Regions from separate parts of the Homo sapiens genome. Here region 2 is linked to region 1. A link is a loop called in an ENCODE intact Hi-C map of the cell type or tissue named here. Cell type or tissue: OCI-LY7. All regions are shown on one strand. Links, peaks and the distances in the headings refer to the core of each region. The heading gives the core; the rest is flanking DNA.

Evidence for each region. Hi-C counts contacts between places; a loop is a spot of excess contacts. Peaks named below come from ENCODE experiments on the same cell type or tissue, not always from the same donor. Only the 100,000 strongest peaks of a DNase experiment are listed, where the experiment ranks them.
Region 2: a loop joins it to region 1, with 2.0 times the contacts of the local background. A loop is called at or near these places in 12 of 110 quality-filtered maps.

What each region holds. Positions count from the first base shown.
Region 1 is chr17:60,416,897-60,425,228 of GRCh38, forward strand. It overlaps CHCT1 (CHD1 helical C-terminal domain containing 1), which reads left to right and starts at 5,593. Exons shown (of 6, transcript NM_181707.3): 1 at 5,593-5,747. The coding sequence starts at 5,697. LOC105371850 (a long non-coding RNA gene) reads right to left here and starts at 509. Exons shown (of 3, transcript XR_934893.3): 1 at 413-509. It also overlaps a transcript of USP32 not described here. RefSeq lists silencers at 4,420-4,839, 4,850-4,949, 5,060-5,129. In OCI-LY7, for the core only: CTCF peaks have their summits at 4,614 and 4,827; DNase peaks (open chromatin) are centred at 4,515 and 4,805; H3K4me3 peaks cover 711 bases.
Region 2 is chr17:60,565,386-60,573,717 of GRCh38, forward strand. LINC01999 (long intergenic non-protein coding RNA 1999) reads left to right here. Exons shown (of 4, transcript NR_126009.1): 2 at 1-54. It also overlaps the pseudogene RPSAP66. Among named protein-coding and RNA genes, the nearest start is that of LINC01999, 5.0 kb to the left of the region's middle. In OCI-LY7, for the core only: a CTCF peak has its summit at 4,547 (motif pointing left); a DNase peak (open chromatin) is centred at 4,576.

The DNA.
Region 1 (8,332 bases), core at 5-8,004:
ATATGTATGTATATATCCAATTCCTTTTTTTTTTTTTTTGAGACAGAGTCTCAATCTGTCACGCAGGTTGGAGTACAGTGGTGTGATCTCGGCTCACTGCAACCTCCCCCTCTTGGGTTCAAGCCATTCTCCTGCCTCAGCCTCCTAAATAGCTGGGATTACAGGTATGCACCACCACACCCAGTTAATTTTTATATTTTTAGTAGAGACTGGTTTTAACCGTGTTGGCCAGGCTGGTCTCGAACTCCTGACCTCAGGTGATCCACCCACCTCAGCCTCCCAAAGTGCTGGGATTACAGGTGTGAACCACTGTGCCCAGCAAATTTCTTTCTTTCTTTCTTTTTATTTTAACTGTATTTTCTTCCAGTCTTGATCCATATTTGTGTCCACTTATGAAGTGTAGCATACATACCCTTTTATGTTCTGTATTTTTGGTGGGGAGTCTCTCTATGTTGCCCATGCTGGTCTCTAACTCCTAGGCTCAAAAGATCCTCTTGCCTTGGCCTCCCAAAGTGCTGAGAATACAAGCATAAGCCACATGCCCAGCTGATTTTTAATTTTTTTTTTTTTTTTTGTGACAGAGTCTCGCTCTTGTCGCCCAGGCTGGAGTGCAGTGCCATGATCTCGGCTCACTACAACATCTGCCTCCCAGGTTCAAGCGTTTCTCCTGCCTCAGCCTCCTGAGTAGCTGGGATTACAGGTGCCTGCCACCACACCCAGCTAATTTTTGTATTTTTAGTAAAGACAGGATTTCGCCATGTTGGCCAGGCTGGTCTCGAACTCCTGACCTCAAGTGATCCGCCTGCCTCAGCCTCCCAAAGTGTGCTGGGATTACAGGCTTGAGCCATTGTGCCCAGCCTGATTTTTAAAATTTTTATGTATTTATTTATTTTTATTTTTATTTTTATTTTGAGACAGAGTCTTGCTGTGTCGCCCAGGCTGGAGGGCAGTGGCACAATCGAAGCTCACTGCAACCTCTGCCTCCTGGGTTCAAGCGATTCTCCTGCCTCAGCCTCCTGAGTAGCTGGGGCTACAGGCGTCCACCACCACGTCCGGCTAATCTTTTTTTTTTTTTTTTTGAGACGGAGTTTCACTCTTGTTACCCAGGCTGGAGTGCAATGGCACGATCTCGGCTCACCACAACCTCTGCCTCCCAGGTTCAAGCGATTCTCCTGCCTCAGCCTCCCTAGTAGCTGGGATTATAGGCATGTGCTACCACGCCCAGCTAATTTTGTATTTTTAGTAGAGACGGGGTTTCTCCATGTCAGTCAGGCTGGTCTCAAACTCCCGACCTCAGGTGATCTGCCTGCCTCAGCCTCCCAAAGTGCTGGGATTACAGGCGTGAGACCCCTCGCCTGGCTAATTTTTGTATTTTTAGTAGAGACAGCATTTCACCATCTTGGCCAGGCTAGTCTCAAACTCCTGACCTCAGGCAATCCACCCGCTTTGGCCTCCCAAAGTGCTGGGATTACAGGTGTGAGCCACCGTGCCTGGCCTCTGTTTTTTTTTTTTTTTTTTTTACTATTAACTTTTCCTTTTTTGTATTCTACTGCATCTTCTCAGAATTGTGTTCTGTCACCAAAAGCAGTTTCAACAAAAGCAAAAAGTGACTAATGGGATCTAATTAAACTAAAGAGCTTCTGCACAGCAAAATAAATTATCAATAGAGTAAACAGACAACCTACAAAATGGGAGAAAAATTTTGCAAACTATGCATCCTACAAAGGTCTAATATCCAGCATCTGAAAGGAACTTAAATACATTTACAAGAATAAAAACAAACAACCCCATTAAAAAGCCATCAAAGGACATGAACAGACACTTTTCAAAAGAAAATATACATGCAACCAATAAGCATATGAAAAAAAGCTCAACATCACTGGTCATTAAAGAAATGCAAATCAAAACCACAGTGAGATACCACCTCACACCAGTCAGAATGATGATGATTAAAAAGTCAAAAAATAACAAATGCTGGCAAGGTTGCAGAGAAAAAGAAACACTTCTACACTGTTGGTAGGAGTGTAAATTAGTTCAACCATAGCGGAAAGTAGTGTGGTGAATCCTCAAAGAGCTAAAAACAGAACTACCATTCAACCCAGCAATCCTGTTACTGGATATATACCCAAAGGAATATAAATCATTCTACCATAAAGACACATGCACTCGTATATTTATTACAGCACTATTCACAATAGCAAAGACATGGAATCAACCTAAATGCCCATCAATGGTAGACTGAATAAAGAAAATGTGGTAATATCCATCATGGAATACTATACAGCCATAAAAAAGAACGAGATCATGTCCCTTGCAGGAACATTGATGGAGCTGAAGGCCATTATCCTTAGAAAACTAACATAGGAACAGAAAACCAAATACCGCATGTTCTCACTTATAAGTAGGAGCTAAATGATGAGAACACATGAACACGTAGAGGGGAACAACACACACTGGGGCCTACCAGAGAGTGGAGGGTGGGAGAAGTGAGAGGATCAGGAAAAATAACTAATGGGTACTAGGCTTAATACCTGGGTAACAAAATAATCTGTGCAACAGGCTGGGCACGGTGGCTCATGCCTGTAATCCCAGCACTTTGGGAGGCTGAGGTGGATCACGAGGTCAGGAGATGGAGGCCATCCTGGCTAACACAGTGAAACCCCGTCTCTACTAGAAATACAAAAAAATTAGCCGGGCGTGGTGGCAGGGGCCTGTAGTCCCAGCTACTCGGGAGGCTGAGGCAAGAGAATGGCGTGAACCCGGGAGGCGGAGCTTGCAGTGAGCAGAGATGGCGCCACTGCATTCCAGCCTGGGTGACACAGCGAGACACCATCTCAAAAAAAAAAAAAAAATTCTGTGCAACAAACCCCCATGACACAGGTTTATCTATATAACAAACCTGCAACTCAAGGTTAAAAAAAATTATTATTATTATTATTATTATTATTATTATTATTATTATTATTTTATTATTATTATTTGAGTCGGAGTCTTGCTCTGTTGCTCTAGCTGGAGTGCAGGGGCATGGTCTTGGCTCACTGCAACCTCTGCCTCCCGAGTTCAAGCGATTCTCCTGCCTCAGCCTCCTGAGTAGCTGGGATTACAGGCATGCACCACCGCGCCTGGCTAATTTTTGTATTTTTAGTATTTTTATTTTTATTTTATTTATTTTGTTTATTTTATTTTATTTTATTTTATTTGTTTTGTTTTATTTTATTTATTTTGTTTTACTTTATTTTATTTTGTATTTTTAGTAGAGACTAAAAATAGTAGAGAGTTTTAGTAGAGGGTTTTGCCATGTTGGCCAGGCTGGTCTCAAACTCCTGATCTCAGGTGACCCACCCACCTCGGCCTCTCAAACTGCTGCGATTATAGGTGTGAGCCACCGCACCCGGCAGAATTATGTTGTTTTAAAACTTAGCATTATATAATGTTTTTAATGATGTTATTTAATCCTTATGAGTAGATTTTTAAAAAAGACTCTTTCCTGGCCGGACGCGGTGGCTCACGCCTGTAATCCTAGCACTTTGGGAGGCTGAGGCAAGCAGATCACCTGAAGTCGGGAGTTAGACACCAGCGTGACCAACATGGAGAAACCCCGTCTTTACTAAAAATACAAAATTAGCCAGACGCGGTGGCACAAGCCTGTAATCCCAGCTACTCGGGAGGCTGAGGCAGGAGAATGGCTTGAACCCGAGAGGCGGAAGTTGCAGTGAGCCGAGATCACGCCATTGCTCCAGCCTGGGCAATAAGAGCAAAACTCCGTCTCAAAAACAAACAACAAACAAACAAACAAAAAAACCTCTTTCCTGACTGTAAAAGTAAAGCATAATTGTTATTGTTAAAAATACAGATAATATGTGAAGAAAGTGAAAAATTACCTTTGATATTTTGAAGTGTATCCTTCAAGACTTTTTTCTATGCATATATAAATATATATGTACAAAAATGGAATCATACCTTTTAGTTCCTGTTTTCCATGTCAATAGATATATAGTGACATATTTCATGTTTTTATGAATATACCATGATTTATGTATTCTATTAGTGACACTGCAATTGTTTCCAAATTGTCACTATTGTAACAGTCCTCATCATCTTCTCTCCTTAGGACTAATTCCTCCTATAAGTAGAATTGGTGAGTCACAGAGCATGCACATTTAAACACTTTAAAATACATTGTTTACCAATCTCACTGCCAGTAGGAACGTATGTAAAGGTTCCTTTCCCCTTGCTCTTGCCAATATAATTATCCTTCTTAATACTCGCAAAATAATCTGGAATTAATGATCAGAAAACAGACCTTCCATCTTGGAGGCGGATAAGTGGAAGGTTTATTCCTCCCCTTACAACAACAACAACGACAACAATAACAACAAGACGTTTGCTGAACATGCTGGCATAGAGGACAAGTTAAAAAGTTTCTGGACTCAAAGGGTGCTCCTCCAAAGCTCCGGGCCTCCGGGCTACCCCTACTTGAAGCCGCTATGCCCCTCTCCTGTGCCCGAGGTGGCCGCTGGGTGGCAGGGGAGGCCCGGGCCGACGGCGGTCCCACCGCACTGTCGCGAAGGCAGGCGAAGAACAGGGCCACACTGAGTGGGGACAACTGGGCCCGGGCCCAGAGGACACGAAGGAAGGTCCGGGAGAAGGAATTCCTAGTTTCAGGGAAGAAAAGGTGGCTCGAGTGAGGAAACTGCGGGGGCAACGGTCTCTCGTCGCCGGGACCCCGCCGTGTGCCGCCCAGGGACGCGAGGGGGCGCTGCTGCCGCGCCAGGGGCGAGGGTCCCGGGGCCTCCTGAGCACCTCCCGGCCCTGCCCGGCCAACTCAGACTACACCCGGACTCTGCCCACCGCGTTTCCGCCCTCGGCCTCGGGTCCCTGGAGGGCTCGCGGGTAGGAAGAGTCGGGGTGGCGGGACTTTCGCCGACACCCGGCTCCCCGCCTGGTGGCTGCGCACACGAGGCCGGCGACGGGACTTGCCCGCGTCTCAGCGCCTCCTGTGTGAAGCGGGACCGCTGCGGTACCTGCCCCAGGGAAGGCCGCGGGGAGGGTTACAGAGCCCGTAGGCACTGGCGGGGATCTTTATACACCCCCAAAACACACACATCCCACCCAGTACCCAGCACCCAGCACCCAGCACGGAGGGCTTATTATTAACAACTTCCTGGAGGCCGCAGGGGCAGTGCTGGCTCACTGTGTCCCTTCTCCCTTTCAGCTCTCCCTAGACCTCTGTCCCAAATCAGAAAAGAATTTTACAAACTGTGCTTTCCTCTCGGGGAGCCCCCACCACGGCGTAACCCAGCAGGCAGGAATGGCACACGTGCAGGAAAATGAGTTCAACAGCCTTACCAGGTGGTGTCAGGATCAGCATCTGACAGTATTCTTGGGAGAAGGGGCGCCAGCCTCTCCTGGCCTGCTGTGCGCTCTGCCAAAGTCTTCGCTCGACCCCGCACATCTTGCTCCGTTCCCTAGTCCAGATCCCAGCTGGAGGGGCCAGCTGCAGCCACCCCTAAGAATGAGGAAATGGGAGCGGGGTGGGGGGCTGGGTTCTGTGTTGGCGGTTGCCGTGGCTTTGCTCCGAGTTCTGGAGCCAAACCGCCCACTCCCTGAGACGGCTAGGTCACAGAAGCAGTGGGTCAGAAGCCAGAGGGGACGTGGGGAGTGCCACCCTGGAGCCTACCGGCACACCTGCTGAGATGGAGGCCTCAGATGGGCAAGGGGGTGAAGGGGACAAGCCACTAGAGCAGGTGAAGTGGGGTGTGAGGGAGGGAGGGAAGGAGGGTCCCGGAGGGGCTGGTTTTGGAAAGTAGAGAACATGAAATTCAGGAAAGAAGAGAAGAACAATGATAGGGTACCTGAGATAGCAAGAGGCCTAAAGCACAAGAACTTTCATTCATTCAGAAGTTTATGCATGACCTGTGTTCCTGGCGAGATGATGGGGAAGAGGTCGCCTCTCATTGTTGGTTATGAAGACTTGAGAGTATGTGTATGTATACACATGGTCTGTGTGTGGTTGTGTGGTGTGTGTGCTGTGTTGGAGGAGTTGATCAGCCAGAGTCCTGTCTCTAGGACCTGGAGGAGCCTGTGTCCCATCTCCTCTCCATGCACCTCCCTCCCCCTGGCCTTTCCCTTCAGAGTGGTCTGGACGGGATCTTCCTTGTTCTCCCCGAACACAGACTAGAATTCATACTTTTCTGAGAAGCTTTTGAAAGGTGAGGGGCAAATCCAGTTCTGACTTCTAGTGTTATTTCACAGTCACTTTGTTGCCACTTATTTTCAGCTTTCTTTTTTTCTTTGTTCTTTTTTTTTTTTTGAGACAGAGTCTCACTCTGTCACCTAGGCTGGACTGCAGTGGCATGATCTTGGCCCACTGCAACCTCTGCCCCCTGGGTTGGAGCAATTTATCCTGCCTCAGCCTCCTGAGTAGATGGGATTACAGGTATGCATTACCACACCTGGCTAATTTTTGTATTTTTGGTAGAGAGGGGGTTTCGCCATGTTGGCCAGGCTGGTCTTGAACTCCTGACTTCAGGTGATCCACCCATCTCGGCCTCCCAAAATGCTGGGATTACAGGTGTGAGCCACTGTGCCCAGTTTTGCTCTGTCACCCAGGCTGGAGTGCAGTGGCTCAGTCTCGGCTCACTGCAACCTCCACCTCCTGGGTTCCAGCAATTCTCCTGCCCCAGCCTCCCAAGTAGATGGGATTACAGGCACGTGCCACCACACTTAGCTGATTTTTTTGTATTTTTGGTAGAAATTGGGTTTTGCCATGCTGGCCAGGCTGGTCTTGAACTTCTGGGCTCAAGCAATCCACCCACTTCAGCCTCCTAAAATGTTGGGATTACAGGCGTGAGCCACTGGGCCTGGCCTAATTTTCAGCTTTCTTTGCCCCACTTTTGTGGTCAAAGGTTCTTTCTCATCATCACCATCATCCACTTTTTCTGAATAGTCATTAGATGCATGGTTTATTAGTCCATTTTGCATTCCTATAAAGGAATACTTGAGGCTAGGCAATTTATAAAGAAAAGAGGTTTATTTGGCTCACAGTCCTGCAGGCTGTACACGAAGCATCTGCTTCTGGTGAGGGCCTCAGGAAGCTTACAAGCATGACAGAAGATGAAGAGGGAGCAAGCTTGTCACATGGTGAGAGAGCAAGCAAGAGAGAGAGGAGGGCGTGTCAGGCTCTTGTTACCAACCAGCTCTCACATGAACTGACAGAGTGAGAACTCACTTAATTGGGGCAGGGAGGGCACCAAGCCCATTCATGAAGGATCCACCCCCATGACCCAAACACCTCCCATCAGACCCTGCCTCCAACATTGGGGATCACGTTTCAACATGAGATTTAGAGGGGACACACATTCAAACCATATCACATGACGATGCTAGAGGCTAGGGATGCAAAGAAATGGGCCCAGTCTGATGCAGTCAGTAAACATTTGCCAAGTGAGTGAGTAAATGAATCCCTGTTCATTCCCCCAAGGAGCTGCTTAAATCTTTTGATGCCTCATTGTTCTCATCTGTAACTAGGGTTAATGATATTGAAACCGTCCCTAGAAACTTTATAAAATTAATCAGAAAAAAAGAGGGGAAAAATGAAAATTAACTGAGCTTGCAGCTCATTCAGCATGAATCATGAGGTCAGCCTGCTCTCTGACCCACTTCCTTGGAGTTCTTTGGTGCCTGTTTCCTTAGAATTCCGTAGACCCTGGGTGCGGTGGCTCATGCCTGTAATCCCAGCATTTTGGGAGCCGAGGTGGGTGGATCACTTGAGGTCAGGAGTTTGAGACCAGACTGGCCAACATGGTCTCTACTAAAAATACAAAATTAGCCAGGCGTTGTGGTGCACGCCTGTAATCCCAGCTACTCGGGAGGCTGAGGCAGGAGAATCGCTTGAACCCGGGAGGCCAAGGTTGCAGTGAGCCGAGATCACACCACTGCACTCCAGCCTGGGTGATAGAGTGAATAAAAAAAAAAAGGAATTCCATAGACCCTGTTACAAGGATACTCCCTTAACTGCTCTGCAGATAACAGCTCGAACATTATGAAGCATTGCGTTTTCTCTTTAAATATTATTTCAGATCCTACATACCACTCAAACTACAGATGGCAGTTGGTCTAAAGAACCCTTCAAAAACCTGATTCACCAAAGAATGCAGTTTCCACATCCTCATAATTTCATCCCCCGACTCTGACCAATCAATGGCCCCAGTTTTTTCAATCCCTCCCACTCCATGATCTCCTTAAAAACCCCAGTCCAGAACTCCTTGGGAAGATAGATTTGAGGATCTCCTTCCATCTCCTCACTGAGCACCCAGCAATCAATAAACTC
Region 2 (8,332 bases), core at 32-8,031, 150 kb after region 1:
ATGGTGCCATGCATGCACAGAAGTTCCCAAACCAGCATCCACCATATCAAACCCGTAAGTAAGCTCCTTTGTTGTTGCATGGGATGGCAATGTCCCCATAGCGCAAAGGAGAATCTGTGTTGCACAGAGCGATGGTAGATAAGATTAACATAAGTTGCCTCTGTGACAGGCCGGTGGTCGTTGTTGGATTGTTGGAATCAATAACCACCAGAAGCTGTGGCTCCCAGAAGGTTTCCTGGATCTGGTTAGTGAAGGTTCCAGGAGTGAACCGACCAGCAATTGAACTCCCAGAGATTCTTTAGCTCAGAGTTCCGAACACGCATTCTTCTTTTTTTTGAGATGGAGACTGGAGTGCAGTTCACTACAATCTCCACCTCCTCGGTTCAAGCGATTCTGCTGCCTCAGCCTCCTGAATAGCTGGGATTACAGACACGCACCAAAATGCCTGGCTAATTTTTATTTATTTATTTATTTTTATTTATTTATTTTTTTGAGACGCTGTCTCGTTCTGTTGCCAGGCTAGAGTGCAGTGGTGTGGTCTTGGCTCACTGCAACCTCTGCCTCCCAGGTTCAAGCGATTCTCCTGCCTCAGCTTCCCAAGTAGCTGGGACTACAGGTGTGCACCACCATGCTCGGCTAATTTTTGTATTTTTAGTAGAGACAGGGTTTCACCATGTTGGCCAGGATGGTCTCGATCTCTTGACCTCGTGATCTGCCCACCTTGGCCTCCCAAAGTGCTGGGATTACAGGCATGAGCCACCGCTCCTGGTCTAATTTTTATATTTTTAGTAGAGATGGGGTTTCACCATGTTGGGCAGGCTGGTCTCGAACTCCTGACCTCAGGTGATCCACCCGCCTTGGCATCCCAAAGTGCTGGGATTACAGGCATGAGCCACTGCCCTGGGCCGTCCGAACACACATTCTTCTTAGGCCATAGGGTCATTCTCCGGGTATGCTTAAATTATTTCTGTTAGGCACATCTGCCATACAGCAGCCTCCAAGATGACCTCCAGTGATCCCTGCCTCCTGGTGTTTACCCTTTTGTAGTCCCCTCATATTGTACCAGATTTGCTCTGTGTGACTAGTAGAAAATTGCAACAGTAATGGTATGTCCCTTCAAAGGCTAGTGTATAGAAAGACTTTGTGGCTTTTGCCTTGCTGTCTCTTGGATCAGTCACTAGCTGCTATGGTGTGAAGACATTCAAGCAGCCCTATGGAGAGGTACTTGTAGTGAGGAACTGAGGCCTTCAGCCAAGAGCCAACAAGAAACTGAGGCCTCCTGCTAACAGTCATCATGTGAGTGAGCCATCCTGAAGGTGGATTCTCTAGCCCCAGTCAAGTCTTAAGAGATTGAAGCCCCAGTCAATATCTAAATTGTACCTCATGACAAACAAACCCTAAGTCAGAACCACCCTGCTAAGCCCCTTCCCAATTTATGACCCACAGATACTATGAAATAAGAAACGTTTGTTGTTTTAAGCCATCAAATTTTGTGGTAATTTGCTATGCAGTAACAGATAACTAATAGACCACATCTAGGAGAATTTGGAAAGAGTCACTTGAAGATCTATACAAATAGTAAAACTGAGCCTGATAAATCTAAATTGCTGCCCTAAGATTACGTTATTCATGCTAGCCATTGTAAAAAAAAATCATTACTAAAGTTTTAAATATTATAATGTGTCCTTCTTGTTAAACACACATACACACGCAGAATACAGAATTATGTGAATAGGCCTGGTGCGGTGACTCACGCTTGTAATCCCAGCACTTTGGGAGGCTGAGGAGGGTGGATCTCCTGAGATCAGGAGTTTGAGATCAGCCTGACCAACACGGTGAAACCCCATCTCTACTAAAAATACAAAAATTAGCTGGGTATGGTGGCAGGTGCCTGTAGTCCTAGCTACTTGGGTAGCTGAGGCACAAGAATCGCTTGAACCCAGGAGGCGGAGGTTGTAGTGAGCCAAGATCATGCCACTCCAGTCCAGCATAGGTGACAGGGTAAAACTATGTCTTAATAATAATAATAATTATACAAATAGGACAACTCCTTCAATCTTCTCTGAAACTGCCTTGATTCCATCCATTTCTGCACAATAATTCTTCAGCTTTTTCTTCCTTTTCATGAAATACATATTTTCATTTTCCCCAAAACTACCCAGTCTGTTTCTTTTGCTTAAAATAATAATAATAATTTTTTATTTTATTTTAGAGATGAGGTCTTGTTATGTTGCCCAGGCTGGCCTCAAACTCCTTGGGCTAAAGTGATCCTCCTGCCTCAGCCTCCCAAGTAGCTGGGACTATAGGCATGCTCCACCACGCTCAGATTATAGTCAGAAGAATCTTAACAGTATTATAATGGATGTACCACAATTTAATCCATCTCCTCCTAATGGACACAACTTATTTAATTTTTAATATTATTAATAATATTGCCACCTTCTTTACATCTTTGTGCACCTATGTGTTATTGTTAAGATAAACTCCTAGAGATGAAATTACTGAGAGGGCTGGATGCAGTGGCTCATGCCTGTAATCCCAGCACTTTGGGAGGCTGAGGCAGGTGGGGACATCACTGTGGAATGTCAGAAATGAAAGTCAGTAAATTTTGTTTTGTAAGTTCAAAAGCAGTTTCTGTCTCATAAAGCAAAAAATATTAAGAAAGAAGATAAAATCAGTCAGCAGAGATGACCAGATAGGTAGAGACTGAGAATGTCACAACCTCTGCTCACTCTTACAACCACCCTGGTAGCATTTTTACCCCCCTTCCCAGGAGTATTAACTCCAAAAGGAAGAAAGATCAAGTAGAAAGAAACGTAAACTAAGGTATTTTAAACATGAATTGAGATATAATTGAATTTGATTTAGTTTGCCTTAGATTAATAAGATTGTTTTCTGCTTCAGGCAGGATGGGGACTCAAGGTCATAAATTAAGATTGAACTGTAGGAAAGTTCTATTTGGCTGGGCATGGTGGCTCATGTCTGTAATCCTAGCACTTTGGGAGGCCAAGAAAGGAGGATCATTTGAGGCCAGAAGTTCAAGACCAGCCTGGGCAATATAGTGAGACCTCTGTCTCTCCCAAAAAATACAAAAATTAGCCAGACATGGTGGCACATACCAGTGGTCCCCCAGCTGCTTGGCACGCTGATGTGGGAGGATCACTTGAGCCCAGGAGGTTAAGGATGCAGTGAACTTTGATCATGCCACTGTACAACCTGGGTGACAGAAAGAGACCCTCATTTCAAAAAACCAAATTAATTAACAAAATTAAATATAACTTTTCTTTTCTTTTTTTTTTTTTTTTTGAGACAGGTCTTGCTGTGTCACCCAGCCTGTAATGCAGTGGCGCCAGCTCAGCTCACTGTGACCTTGACCTTCTGGGCTCAAGTGATCCTCCCACCTCAGCCTCCCAAGCAGCTGGGACCACAGGCCCACACCACAACACCTCACTAATTTTTGAATTTTTTTGTAGAGATGGGGTCTCTCACTATGTTGCCCAGGCTGGTCTTGAACTCCTGGGCTCAAGTGATCCTCTCTTGGCCTCCCAAAGTGCTGAGATTACAGGTGTGAGCCACTGCTCCTGATTAAAAAGTTCTATTTTCCATATACCTGCACTTGGAGGACACTGTGGGTGAGCATCTGTGCACGACCGGTTCCTCACTTGCCTTGCGCTAGTCCCAGCCCTGCTCTTCATTTGCTGCTTTCAGAGGGTATCTTTCAACATTTTCCTGAACTTGGGCCTTCTCTGAGGGAGATCCAGCAGTTTCTGAAATCACTAACTGCTAGTTTACAAAATCCTTTCGGGTCCCAGACATCCTCCCTATTTCTTAAGAATATTTTTGGCCGGGCACAGTAGTTCACGCCTGTAATTCCAGCACTTTGGGAGGCTGAGGTGGGTGGATCACCTGAGGTCAGGAGTTTGAGACCAGCCTGGCCAACATGGTGAAACCCTGTCTCTACTAAAAATACAAAAATCAGTCAGTGTGGTGGCACGTGCCAGTAATCCCAGCTACTCGGGAGGCTGGGGCAGGATAATCGCTTGAACCTGGAAGGCGGAGGTTGCAATGAGCCGAGACTGTGCCACTGCACTCCAGTCTGGGTGACAGAGTGAGCCTCCATCTAAAAAAAGGAAAAAGAAAAATGTTCAGGACTATTATAGCTGAGAAAAGTTTTCTTCATGTGTCCTTTAGACTTCTATGTTCACAGCCTTTCTTCATAACAGGCCCCTCCCTTTTCTCCCTCGCATCCTAATAAACCTCTATTCTACCCTCTGCCAAATTTGTATTAAAAGTCGCACATGAGCCCAGACGACATCTGATTCTCTGCAGCTAACAGAGGGCTGGCAACAGAAATCTCTCTTACATCCTGGCAATATGTAATATACTACCTTTCTCATCTAGTGATGAGAGTCCTTACGGGTCTAGTTTCTTCCTAAAGGATGCACCCTCTCTGAAACTAGACATCAACCTTATAACTTTGAATCATTCTCTAATTTGGCAAAAGCAGATCTTGCAAAATAATTTTATACGTTCTATTTTGAAAATGCCACCTAGTGGACAGAGCTAGTAAGGTTTTCATGATAACAACCAGTCATGGGATAATCACGAGAGTGAGCCCAGGGATTTAGCAAACCCTCCAGCTGGGTCCACTTCAGCACACAAACCAGCCAAATGGCCTGTGATGACTTTTCTTTTTCTTTCTTTCTTTCTTTCTTTCTTTCTTTCTTTCTTTCTTTCTTTCTTTCTTTCTTTCTTTCTTTCTTTTTCTTTCTTTCTTTTTTTTTTTTTGAAATGGAGTTTTGCTCTTGTTGCCCAGGCTGGAGTGCAATGGCACGATCTCGGCTCACTGCAACCTCTGCCTCCTGGGTTCAAGTGATTCTCCTGCTTCAGCCTCCAGAGTAGCTGGGATTACAGGCATGCACCACCACGCCCGGCTAATCTTGTATTTTTAGTATAGACAGGGTTTCTCCATGTTGGTCAGGCTGGTCTCGAACTCCCGACCTCAGGCGATCCACCTGCCTTGGCCTCCCAAAGTGCTGGGATTACAGGCATGAGCCACCGTGTCCTGCCCTGTGAAGACTTTTATCCTGTCTTTTCTGCTTCCCTCCAAATTAATCATGACATAATAATTCAAAAGAAAATATTGGGGGCAGGCACGGTGGCTCACACCTGTAATCCCAGCACTTTGGGAGGCTGAGGTGGGCGGATCACTTGAGGTCAGGAGTTCAAGACCAATCTGGCCAACATGGTGAAACCCCATCTCCACTAAAAATACAAAAATTAGCCGAGCATGATGGTTCATGCCTGTAATTTCAGCTACTCAGGAGGCTGAGGCAGGAGGATCACTTGAACCAGGGAGGAGGAGATTGCAGTGAGCCAAGATTGCGCCACTGCACTCCAGCCTGGGCAACAGAGCAAGACTCTGTCTGAAAAAAAAATACAAAAGAATTAACATCAAGAAGAAAATGTTGGTTGTTCCAATTCATGTTGTTATGACATCCAAGTTGCTAGCTATTGTAATGGCAAAATATTTGGGGAAAGTATATGGAACAAAGGTTCATGTGCTGGGCAATGATGGGAAGTTAGTAATTAGTATGTCCCCTCTCCAACTGCATAGAATAGTTTACACTCAGCAGGAAAATCGCTAAACTAAAATTCCAAACATAATATGAGAATTCAATAGGTACTTTATTGTTTGAAAAAAAACATATAAATCATGACTGTTTCTCCCCACCCCTAAGAGTAGTAATTTAAAACTCTGGAAATATTTTAAACAAAGATAGGAGGCATTCCTTTCTTTCAAATATGGAGTACTTTCAGATAAGATCCCTGAAATCTTCTTTTGAGAAATGTCAGGGCAAAACTGAGATCCAGTTTCTGAGTTTAGACAGAAAAATTGCTGAAACTTTTGAGAGTACTTGGAACTTCAAATTATCTGTGACTCCACCTTTCCTGAGTCACACAGCAGCCCATTACAGCCCTTTTCTGTTTCTTCCTTTGTGTTGCTCCGTCCTGGGTTTGGGAAATGGTTCATTTCCTCCTCTCTGCCCACTAGCAATTTCACATTTCAATTTCAGCTACAGGAAGGGACACAAATAAACACCTATTAGAAATTATGGGGTGAATAATTTTTTGGATGAGAAAGTTTCAAAAATCATGAGAGGCACCTATGGCAGACCCCCTAGGGTCTTATATAATGTCCCCTCCGTATGTCTCTGCTTTTAGACACAGCTGTGCTGAATAGTTCCATACAAGTTCAGATGCACCTAGCACTAATGGTGTCCATGAGTACCTGTGTGCATCTTGTTCAATGCCCAGGACATTCTTCAGTGCCACAGGAACCTGCTAGACCCATGGACAAGTGCAGTCCAGGGTAACCCTCAGGCAGAGGGGGACAGGAATAGGTGATGATCCAGCCTCCTTTCCTTTGGAAGAATCATTCTTGGAGGCCCTGGCTGACTGGAGCTCCTGATCTCCACAGTCGCAACCTGGATAATTACCTTTATATGATCTTTTGCTCCTCTGTTTTACTGTCCTCCATCTCTCCTGTGATCACTTTCCAAATAAACTACCTTAATTCAATTCCTTGTCTCAGCCTCTGCTTTGAAGGGAACCCAATCTGTGTTCACTAGGAGACAAGTGAGAAAGCATTCTGAAGTCCATTTTTGCTCTTAGTAAGTTAAGAAGAGTATACTTATTCTGGGCCAAGTGCGGTGGCTCATGCCTGTAATCCCAGCACTTTGGGAGGCTGAGGTGGGCAGATCACTTGAGGTCAGGAGTTTGAGACAAGCTTGGCCAACATGGTGAAAACCTGTCTCTACTAAAAATACAAAAATTAGCTGGGCATGGTGGTGGGTACCTGTCATCCCAGCTACTCGAGAGGCTGAGCCAGAATTGCTTGAACTTGGGAGGAGGAGGTTGCAGTAAGCCGAGATCATACCACTGCACTCCAGTCTGGGCAGTAGAGTGAGACTCCATCTCAAAAAAAGTAAAAAGAAGAGTATACTTATTCACTCCCGATGTTTTATTTGGTTAAGTGGGGTGACATCTATTCCCATTTTTTATCTCTCTATGCTTAATATGCTGTTGCCACACTGGCCTTCTTTCTGTTTCTCAAACAAACCAGCCTATTCCTGTCTTAGGGTGTGTGGAGGAGTTGTTCCTTCTGCCTGGAACACTTTCTTTCTGTGGCTTCACATGACTGGCAGCATCTTGTCATTCAAATCTCAATTCAACTGTCACTTTCTCAAAGAAAACAACCTTGATCACCAAAAGTAGCCACCATATACACACTCCCAACACCGTAACATATTACTTTGTTTTTTTTCTTCATAGCCGGTATAAATTTATCTGGTTAATTTATTGATCACCTATTTCCTCCTCAAAACCTAAGATCCAAGTACAAGTAGGTACTCAACATACATTTGCTGATTAATAAATCTCCTGGGCCAGGCATGGTGGCTCATGCCTGTAATCCCAGCACTTTGGGAGGCCAAGTAGGCAGATCGCTTGAGCCCAGGAGTTTGAGACCAACCTGGGCAACATGGCAAAACCCTGTCTCTACAAAAAATAAAAATTAAAAAATAAGCTGGGGATGGTGGCATATGCCTTTGGTTCCAGCTACTGGGGAGGCAGAGGTAGGAGGATCTCTTGAGCCCAGGAGGCAGAGGTTGCCATAAGCTAAGATCGTGCCACTGCACTCCACCCTGGATTATAGAGTGAGACTCTGTCTCAAAAAGTAATAATAATAAACCCAATAAATCTCCTTTTGCCTGTAAAGAATTGATAATGTTTTCTTGGACTTGTGTGCAAAAATAAATACAGATTTTTAACAGAGACTGCTCAGCTCACCAGTGTCTGGGAAAGGGCAGCCTAGCCTCTCCCTCTACATATATCAAAGGGTTGGAATAGAGCATTCCAAAGAATGATCTAAGTAGAAACCTCTGAAGGAAAATCTCTATGAACATTCCATTTGCCTTATGAGGAGCTTAAAATTTAGCTCCCCACTGAAGAATTTGTTTCACCTTCAGTACTTGGTTAGGCTTGCATTACCTTATCCAATGGCCTCTTTACCTCTTTGGCAAGGTCTAAATTTGTCACAGATGTGGGATTTTTTGTTTTGTTTTTACAAAGTCTAAGTTTGTCACAGATTGTAGGAGTCCAAGTGAGACAAAGTAGAGTTGGGGCTTGGCTTCATTCAGCTCACCCCCAACTAGAGCATTCCCACTGAAATGCTCACACAACTACGTCACTGCTAATAGTCCTTTTACTTAAAGAATTCCAGGAACTGGCCTTGGAGATAATCAAGGTCACAGAGTGTTCCCCCTCAGGA